Linked DNA regions of Homo sapiens: region 2 is linked to region 1. A link is an interaction called in ENCODE POLR2A ChIA-PET data of the cell type or tissue named here. Cell type or tissue: MCF 10A. All regions are shown on one strand.

What was found. Peaks named below come from ENCODE experiments on the same cell type or tissue, not always from the same donor. Only the 100,000 strongest peaks of a DNase experiment are listed, where the experiment ranks them.
Region 2: POLR2A ChIA-PET joins it to region 1 with 5 read pairs; 6 of 35 experiments call an interaction of 5 or more read pairs at or near these places.

What each region holds. Positions count from the first base shown.
Region 1 is chr1:178,631,374-178,636,373 of GRCh38, forward strand. No RefSeq gene overlaps it. Among named protein-coding and RNA genes, the nearest start is that of MIR4424, 44 kb to the right of the region's middle. RefSeq lists a silencer at 1,721-2,015. In MCF 10A, no CTCF peak of the experiment used is centred here; a DNase peak (open chromatin) is centred at 1,878.
Region 2 is chr1:178,546,563-178,551,562 of GRCh38, forward strand. It overlaps C1orf220 (chromosome 1 putative open reading frame 220), which reads left to right. Exons shown (of 3, transcript NR_033186.1): 3 at 532-2,327. Among named protein-coding and RNA genes, the nearest start is that of C1orf220, 6.3 kb to the left of the region's middle. In MCF 10A, no CTCF peak of the experiment used is centred here; no DNase peak of the experiment used is centred here.

The sequences.
Region 1 (5,000 bases):
AAACTCTGTCTCAAAAAAAAAAAAAAAAAAAAAAAAGACTATATATGTGGCTCTAATTTACAACTTGCATGGTATTTCTATTAGATAGTTCTGTTATAGTATTTTAATCCATTTTTAAAACTAATTATTTTAATCAACAAATGAAAACTATAAATATACACATGATATAATGTACAACACATTTTGAAATATGTCAATTTTGAATTAATGTGATAAATTAATAAATCATCTCTGAAATAATGGTATTAGCCCCAGGGTCATATAGTGAAAAGAGAACTGACTTGGGTAGCAAGAGATATGGATTCTAGAATTTTTTAAAAAAAGAATCCAGGGCTGGGCACAGAGGCTTACACTTGTAATCCTAGCACTTTGGTAGGCTAAGACGGGCCGATTGCCTGAGCTCAGGAGTTGGAGACCAGCCTGAGCAACATGGTGAAGCCCTGTCTCTACTAAAATACAAAAACTTAAGTGAGCATGGGTGGCATGCGCCTGTAGTCCCAGCTACTTAGGAGGCTGAGGCATGAGAATTACTTGAACCCAGGAGGCAGAGGTTGCAGTGAACCAAGATCACACAACTGCACTCCAGCCTAGGAAACAGAGCGAGACTGTGTCCAAAAAATAAAATAGAATAAAATAAAATAAAATAAAATAGAACCCAGGAGCCCATACTAATACAAATGAATGAATGAATGAATGAATGAATAGGGGCAAACGGAAAACTTACTTACAGTAGGATTCTAGCAACCTCATGTGCCTCCTGATATCATGCCCTGAGAAGGACACTGCACCATGGCTGTACTGTGCTGTGTCTGTGCTAAAGTCGCAGAACTTGAATTTAACCACAAGAAAACTCCAACAAACCCAAATCTAGGGCCGTTCTTCAAAATAACTGACCTATACTCTTTAAAAGTGTCAAGGTCCTAAAAGACAAAGAAAGACAAAGGAGTTATTCCAGATGAAAGGAAACTGAAGAGACATGACAACTACATCTGTTTGAATCTGAATTGGATCTTGGGACAGATAAAGGACATTAGTGGGATAATTGACAAAATTTGAATAAGGTCTGTAGATTAGTTAACAGTATTGTTTTAATGTTAATTTCCTGATATTATACCTGTACTATGGTTATGAAAGAGAGTGTTCTTGCTTTTAGGAAATACACACTGAAGTATTTACGGATGAGGGAAATTGAAATTCTAGTTCCAACTTTATTAGCTGGGGCATCTAGGACAAGTTATTTAAACTCTCTGGGCCTCAGTTTTTTCATTTGCACTGGCTCAGTGGTCTTCAAAGCGTGGTACTTCTAAAACAGCGTCATCTGGGAAGTTGTTAGAAATGCAAATGTACATGCCCCACCCCAGACCTGAATCAGATACTGGGAATAGAGCCCATGTTTTAGCAGGCCCTTCAAAAGATCCTGATGCATGCTCATATTTGAGAACCACTGCCCTAGTTGATTACTAAGGTCCTCTTTAGCCTTAATGTTCTGCGGTTCTCATTTGTCTCTCCTGCTGAGGACAACCCATTCCCAAAAAGGATATCCCTCCCCCAAGTCATTCATCATTTATTTGGTGCTGACGAAGGGCTGGCCAGGAAGTTGGGAGTGCTGGAACTTTGGAGAAACAGTTCTCCTGGGCATTCAGACTCAACCTCTGCTTGCAATAGGTACAGATTAAACGTAGAACATTTAATAACCCTACTTAGCTCAGGAAACATTGAAGAAACCAAGTGATGCATAATTACGTTCCACGCAGTGGCTTGTCTGCCTCGGCTTCTTACTAAAATGCTTGAGCCAGTTGCTTCTAGGAGGAATAAGGCTGTGAATCACTCTGGCATGTTTCTATTACTAGCTATAGAAAGGTTTACCTCAGACTTCTCTGCAGGATAAATGTTTCCTGGATTACTCAGGTGGCGAGAATCTCTCCTAGTGCCTTCTAAGTCATTCTACAAACTCAGTCACTCTTGTCTGTTAAGAGTCTAAGCTGTGGCCCAACAGAGTATTAAGCTTGCTTCTGATTGGCTGATTAAAAACAAAAACAAACAAAATCTCTCCCATCTTGGTGACTGGATTGCCCCTGTGTCCTGCTTCCTAGAGGTTCCCACTCACACCTACTCCCTTATCTTCAACACCACCTGACTCCCAAATCTACTTTTTTAGTCCTGACCATTCCTTAACTTTAATTTCTGATTTTTTTTTTTACATTTTTATTTATTAAACAATACACCCATATGATTCAAAACTCGAGAAATGCAAAAGGCTATTTAGTATAAATCTGTAGGCATTATGTCCTTCCTTTCCCTGACTGTAACCCCTCCGCCATCATCCTCCAACTTCAATTTCTAATTTGTTACCATCCTGGAGATCTACTTTTATGTTTGTTTGTTTGTTTACTTATTTATTTATTTATTGAGAGGCAGGGTCACACTCTGTCGCCCAGGTTGGAGTGCAGTGGCGCAGTCATAGCTCACTGCAGCCTCAAACTCCTAGGCTCAAGAGATCCTCCCACCTCAGCCTCCTGAGAAGCAGGGACTATAGGCACAAGCCACCATACCCTGGTGATTTTTTTAGAAAATTTTCGTAGAAATGGGCGTCTGGCTATGTTGCCCAGGATGGTCTTGAACTCCTGGCCTCAAGCATTCCTCCCACCTCAGCCTCCCAAAGTGTTGAGATTACAGGCATGAGTCGTTGCACCCAGCCAGGATTCCCTCTTAGAACTGATGTCCCTTGAAAGTCACCGTGTCCTAGAATGAACCCATTATCTTCCCTATTACCCTGAACCTACCATCTTTAAGCCTCTTTGTTTTCACCAGTAAAATGGGCTAATAATAGGACTTTCTTCATAGGGTGTTTTGTATGTTCCCCATAGAGGCAAGACTTGTAAGCTTTCACACTGCTGGAAACATAGTAAGCACTCAGTAAAAATTCACTATTGATAATGCAGTAATGATACCAAGAAATTCTCCCAAAATTGAATATCTATGTATGGCTTTCCCCTCTACTTCCCCTCCCCACCCACAGTCCCCCAGTCTTCCAAACTGCCAAGCTCTGGGGTTTATTTTTTTTCCTCTTTCCTTTCTCTATTCCAGATGTTTGGCCTCATCTATCTTTATATTGTCCCCTTCTTGATGGGACTTGGATGGGGCAAGAGGAATTAGGAGGAAATTCCCTGGGAAGCTGCCCTTTTCTTGCGAGGGCTCTTGGGCTAAGCTGCTGAGGAGACTTCTCAGCTCAAGGGTTACATGCCTTTGCCCCACGCCCCTCCCATCATGGACTCTCCCAGTCTCTCTTCTGGGATGTTGCTGGTAATTAGTAGTTCATTCCTGACATTGCTATTTCCCCCTGGGCCAAATGACCAAGATAGATATATTTAAAAATACAGGGTTTCCTGGCTCTCTTTAGCATGTTTAATCTTCCCACCATAGCTTACATTTCCCTCTCTTCCCTTGGACTTCACAAACAAATGCACAATTAGCATTTTCACAGTAAAATAAATAAATACACACGAGAACAAATCCTTCCATCTGTCAAGTGTTGTAGTCCTTAAATATAAAGGACTGCTATCTTGACATAGGGGAGGAAAGGAGGGACAATGAATGACTGCCTCACTGACAGCAGTCAGAATTTGAAGGAAAACAAAGGTACCAATGCTGCCATTTCTGCATTCCAATCTGTATTTTCTTAACCGTCTTCTCTCCCAAGCCACCCTTAGCCAGTGGGTATTCCACACCAAGGACTGCATTAGACCTAGTTGTATGAGCCATTAAAGTTTTCAGCTGGGCGCGGTGGCTGACACCTGTAATCCCAGCACTTTGGGAGGCCAAGGCAAGTGGATCATTTGAGGTTAGGAGTTCAAGACCAGCCTGGCCAACATGGTGAAATCCTGTCTCTACTAAAAATACAAAAATTAGCTGGGCATGGTGGCTCATGCCTGTAATCCCAGCTACTCAGGAGGCTGAGGCAGGAGAATCACTGGAGCCCGGGAGGCAGAAGTTGCAGTGAGCAGAGATTGCACCACTGCACTCAAACCTGGGCAACAGAGCAAGACTCTACCTCAAAAAAAAGTTTTCATAGTGTGGCCCTTGAGTTAAGAATATCTTTCACAGCCTGAGCAATGAAGTGAGATCTTTTCTCTACTAAAAAAAAAAAAAATTTATCCAGGCATGGTGGTGCAGACTGGGGAGGCTGAGGCGGGAGGATTGCTTGAGCCCAGGAGTTGGAGACCAGCCTGTGCAACATAGGGAGACCCCATCTCTACAAAAAATTTAAAAATTAGCTGGACATGGTGACACTCACCTGTAGTCCCAACTACTTGGGAGGCTGAGGTGGGAGGCTCACTTGAGCCCAGGAGATGGAGGCTGCAGTGAGCTGTGATCATGCCTCTGCATTCTGGCCTGGGTGACAGAGTGAGACCTTGTCTCAAAAAAAAAAATAAAAATTCTTTCTTATCCACCTGGTAACTTGGAAATGAGTACATGAACCTCTAACTGCTCTCTACTAAGCCATATTTGAGCCTGGTAGAGCGACGTCTCAACAGAAACTGCAGTCTATCAGAACATGGTAATCTTGCCAAATGAAGTGGTTAAAAGAGAAATACCTTCTTAACCAAAGCTAAAACATCTGCAACCTGGTTGTAACATTTCATATTTGATTTCAAGGAACATTAGATTTATTATGTCATGTACTTCCATTTTGTGACAGATGCTTCCTCTGCAGGAATATATTGGGTTCAAACATTTCTACCTCCAGGAATCGTTTCTTCACCCTGGTTTCCCTTCACTGGTCAGTTATTTTCCCTGGGTTCGCATAACCAATAAACAGTATTGTTCTGCTTTGGGTCCTGTGTTTTTAGGGGGCCTCCCTCTGACCCTCTTTTTGACTGTTCCCTCCTTACAGGACAAATAGTGCCCTCCCAGAGCCCATGCCTTCCCTTTTGGACCATATTCTAGGTACCCAACACCCCAGAATACTCTCCTTAAACAGCCCAGAGCCCTCTTCCATA
Region 2 (5,000 bases), 85 kb before region 1:
ATATTTTTAAAAAACAGCAGATGGATATCCCTACTGCATTTGAGACCTGGTTTCGGTTCGACCTCCTCTGGGGAAGCTCACAAGCAACACTAGAATCTCAGCTCTCTCTGTTCGCTGATGTCATCTGAGATTTTTCTTTTTTTTTTTTTTTTTTTGGCAATGGAGTCTCGCTGCGATGCCCAGGCTGGAGTCTAATGGTATGATCTCAGCTCACTACAACCTCCGCTTCCCTGGATCAAGCAATTCTCCTACCTCAGCCTCCTGAGTAGCTGGGACTACAGGCGCGTGCCACCATGCCCAGCTAATTTTTGTATTTTTAGTAGAGACCAGGTCTCACCCTATTGGCCAGGCTGGTCTTGAATTCCTGACCTCAAATGATCCACCCACCTCGGCCTCCCAAAGTGCTGGGATTATAGGCGTGAGCCACCACACCCAGCCCATCTGAGGTTTTTCTAATGTAGAGAATATACCATAGTGTTTTAAATAACCTACCCTCTTACATTTGACTGCACTCCCTTCTTCAACACACAGATTGGGGGCAGGAGCTGCTTTTTCAATGAGAAGAATGAACAGACCTAGTGGGCGTTGCCTTTAGACCCAGGTAAGAGGAATCCCAGCCTTGGGACATTACTTTCAAGGGCCAAGCCCATAGGCCATCCTTCTAGAACATTCTTTGGGTAGCTAGGGCTTCATAAGTCACTTACTGGGTTTGTCCTCCTTGAGTGGACTGTGTTGTCGGTGTGCACACCTGTATTTCCATGGAATGGTATCTTAGTCCTGCTGCTATAACAATACCTGAGACTGAAAAATGTATAAACAATAGACATTTATTTCTCACAGTTCTGGAGGCTGGGAAATCCAAGATCAAGGCACCAGCTGGTTTGGTGTCTGGCGAGGGCTGCTCTCTGCTTCCAAAATGGTGCCTTGGGGCTGGGCGTGATGGCTCATACCTATAATCCCAGCACTTTGGGAGGCCAAGGCGGGCAGATCACCTGAGGTCAGGAGGTTAAGACCAGCCTGGCCAACATGGTGAAAACCCCATCCCTACTAAAAATACAAAAAATTAGCCAGGCATGGTGATGCATGCCTGTAATTCCAGCTACTTGGGAGGCTGAGGCAAGAGAATTGCTTGAACCCAGGAGGCAGAATTTGCAGTGAGCCGAGATTGCACCACTGCACTCCAGCCTGAGTGATAGAGCGAGACTCTGTCTCAAAAGACAAACAAAAAACCAAAATGGTGCCTCATTGCTGGATCTTCCAAAAGGGATGAACGTATGTTCTCGAATGACAGAAAAGACAGAAGGGCAGAAAGTGTCCAAACTCACTCCATCAATCCCTTTTATAAGGTGCTAATCACTCCCTAAACACCCCATCTCTTATTACTGTTGCACTGGGGATTCAGTTTCAGCATGAGTTTTGGAGGGATACAGACATTCAAACCACAGCATTGTGCACACTCCTTTTTCTATGGAATGGCCAAGGTGCAGCTATTTGCAGAGGCTCTGACAGAGCTCCGCTGTGGAGCTGGGGTGTCCACATGCCTGTATGGAAGAACTTTCATGGCACCGGAGCCTGGTGGGAAGAGAAGTGGGCTGGGCTATAGACTGGGCACCAGGGACTATCACCTCGTGCCACCACATTTAGTGTAGAGTTCCAGAGAGGCCACAAATTCTTCATTTGAACTGGACTCCCCAGCCTCATGTTCCTCTGCAGGATGTAAAAGGTAATGCCAGCAGACGTTGGCAGTGCTGGAGACACCTGGTGGGCAGAGGTTACCTGGCTGGAGTGGCAGGTGTGAGGAGATGCCTCCCAGCATAAGGAATGTGGGCTTCTGTTGGATCTCTTGTTCCAGGCCTCACACATGTTCAAGGCAGCCTGGGTATGTCTTGGCCCATTCAATCCCTCAAAGCCCTGTTTAATTCTCATCTTGCTGTCACCTATGTGGTGCCAAGAAACAAGTCACCAAAATAATGAAATGCCTACCTAAGCTTAAAAACAAAACCATGAGGTCTTTCTAAATAAATTATGAAAAAGTGCAAACTGCAGGTCCCTGTAATGATTTCAAAGACTCCGTTCCAACAATGCATTAATTTAAAAAGGGAGTATAAGGCAAAGGGGGGTGATTAGAAGAGGAAGGCAGCTGACATCAAACTGAATATACCAAGTTTCCTCCTCAAAAACGAGTGTGCATTATTTGTGGTGACCATTCTTGGTATTGTTCTATTACGTAAAACACAGCATAGCATCATTCTTTTAGATGCCATTCATTTAATATATGGGCAAATGTACATGGTTAGGCTAGACTGGAGCACTTGTCTACACTGCTTAAAAGAAAAGATTTACTAAAAAAATTCAAAGGACAAACGAAAGTGCAAAGGGAATGTTAGGTTTAATTAAGAAATCAGCTCTTTAAAGGGCTTAACCAGAATAATTGTTGGTATGCAAGTGGGGTTGTGAATTATAAATGAATCATTCATTCTTTGAAGAATGATCTCTTCTTGGAAAAGGATCTCTTCTTGGAAAGACTTGGGGAGCATTTTAAGTTGTTGAAGGCCAGGTGTGGTGGCTCATGCCTGTAATTGCAGAACTTTGGGAGGCCAAGGTGGGTGGATTACCTGAGGTCAGGAGTTCGAGACCAGCCTGGCCAACATGGTGAAACCCTGTCTCTACTAAAAATACAAAAATTAGCTGGGCATGGTGGCATGCGCCTGTAATCCCAACTGCTTAGGAGGCTGAGGCAGGAGAATCGCTTGAACCTGGGAGGCAGAGGTTGCAGTGAGCCATGATCGTGCCACTGCCCTTCAGCCTAGGTGGCAGATACTAATAATTACTGAGTCGTTTTAAGTCGGTAACATTTGTTAGGTGTTTATTACATGCTAGTTCCTCAGTTCCAAGTATTTAGTCTTCACCACAGGCCTAGGATTATGACCATTTTATAGAGGAGGAAAATGAAGGCCTCCAAGTGCCTTGCCTGAATTACCTAGCTAAATGCTAGGAAAGCAAAGACAAGTACAACAGGCTGTCTGCCTTTAAGAAGTTTACCACCTAGTATTTTTTAATGTAAATTCTCTAATAAGTTCAGGCCAGCTTCCTCTTCCAGCTCATCTGAATTTGGTGAATTTCAATAAAATAAAACAATACGAAAAACGTTTCTACGCAATTAACTGTTGTCATGTATTATAATAGGAATAAGGGGGAAAGCCGTCTTATGGAATATTGAGTCCACACTTGAGAATCAATTGCCTGAAGAACATTCTTATTTCCAGATTGTAGCATGGTCTTTTTATGCCTGAACAATGACAAAAAGAGTGATGATTTTGTAACAAAACCTCAGGGACGCAATTAACAAGTTGTCATTTCTAATTCATGTGGAAATGCTGTTTTATTTTTCAGAGAATTGTAGCAGTGGTGTTCATTTAATTAAGAATCTGATGTTGCGGAAGGGCAATTGAGTGAAATTTATAATATTGTAGACAGACATGTATGCAAACACAAAAGAAAATTGGTTAAGGATCTAAGTGCCAGCTTATTTTCCTTTGAACAGCCCATTTTTACATGATTTGTGAGCTGTTTCATAAAGGAATCATATAAGTATATTTTATCCTTTTAAAGATATTTTACGGTAAACTCATCTAACTAGTAATTGTACAAGGCTCATAAATAGTCAAAAAGAAAAGTGCCTGTAACTTTTGACAATATTGAAGGTGACTACCTCTGTATTAGAAGGCAGTTTAGGATCTAGTAGCTTTCCCAACTGCAAGTAATGGCATATTCTAATTTATATGAACAACATCATAAAACCAATAAGGTAAAGAAAATAGGTTTGAATGAGAAAGTATTCTGAGAAAGGTGGGGAATGGGCGTCAGATATGGATTGGAAGGAGACAAGAGATCGGAAAGGTGACAGAAGAGAGCCCCCACTGTGGTGGCTACTGCCTGCACCTTCACCAGGAAGTGTTGCTCACCTGTCCAAGCCACAAGTTCTGGTCATGTCGTAGATCCAAGTGCCTCCAGGTGGATGTGCCACTTCCAAGGCCCAGCCTTCCTAAGCCACCTCACCTTAAGGTCTGGATACATTTGTTCACAGTATGCACTTTTTGAGTGCTAATTATGTGCCAGGCACTGGGCTAGGTCCTGGGGACACACCCATGAACAAGGAGAGCAGGTTCCTGGCCTCTTGCAGCTGACATTCTAGTCAGAGGAGACAGTCTGTAAACACATAGATAAATAATTGAAAGAGTTGCACATGGCGATTTGCGCTGAGAAAATAAAGCAAGGTAAAGAGATTTAAGTGTGAGAGAAGAAAAGGGGCTGTTTAAAGAGGTGGTTAGGGAAGGCCTCTCTGAGGTCAGGACATCTGAGCAGCGAAGGAGCCAGCGATGGGAAGCACCGGGGGCGGGGGTAGGACACTCCAGACGGAGCAAGTACAAAGGCCCTGGGGCAGGAAGGACCCTGATGTGCTGGATGAGGAGCAAGAGGGTGCCAGTATCGCTGAGCTGGAGAAGAGGAAGAAAAGTGGGAGAGGAAGATGAAGAAGTCACAGAGGTCAGGCCATGTGGGCCTTTTAGGCATGGCCAAATGCTTGGATTCTCTTCCAAGGAGAATGGGAAGTCATTGGAAGATCTTAAGTAGGGACATGATAAGACTGATTTATACTTTCCAATTATTACTGTGACTACTCTGTGGGGACCAGATTATAGGAAGATGATAATAAGGTGAGTGAAAAGAGTGGCCAGTCGTGGCATCCGCCTCCTTCCACAGAGATGAGTACAGGCTGAAGTCTTGTCCGTAAGATGCTTCTGTGGAAGTTACAGGGAGCTGACCCTGGCCTTGGAACTAACTGTGGTGGGATCAGAGAGGGGGGAAGCAGAGATGGTGCCAGCTTTGGCCCAAAGATCAGAAGCAGTAAGGACTCTGTGCCTCTGGCAAAAGGACAACTCCATGTTTTCTGTGCAAACATCCAAGTTACCATTTCCCCAGGCGACATTGCAGCTGTGGGG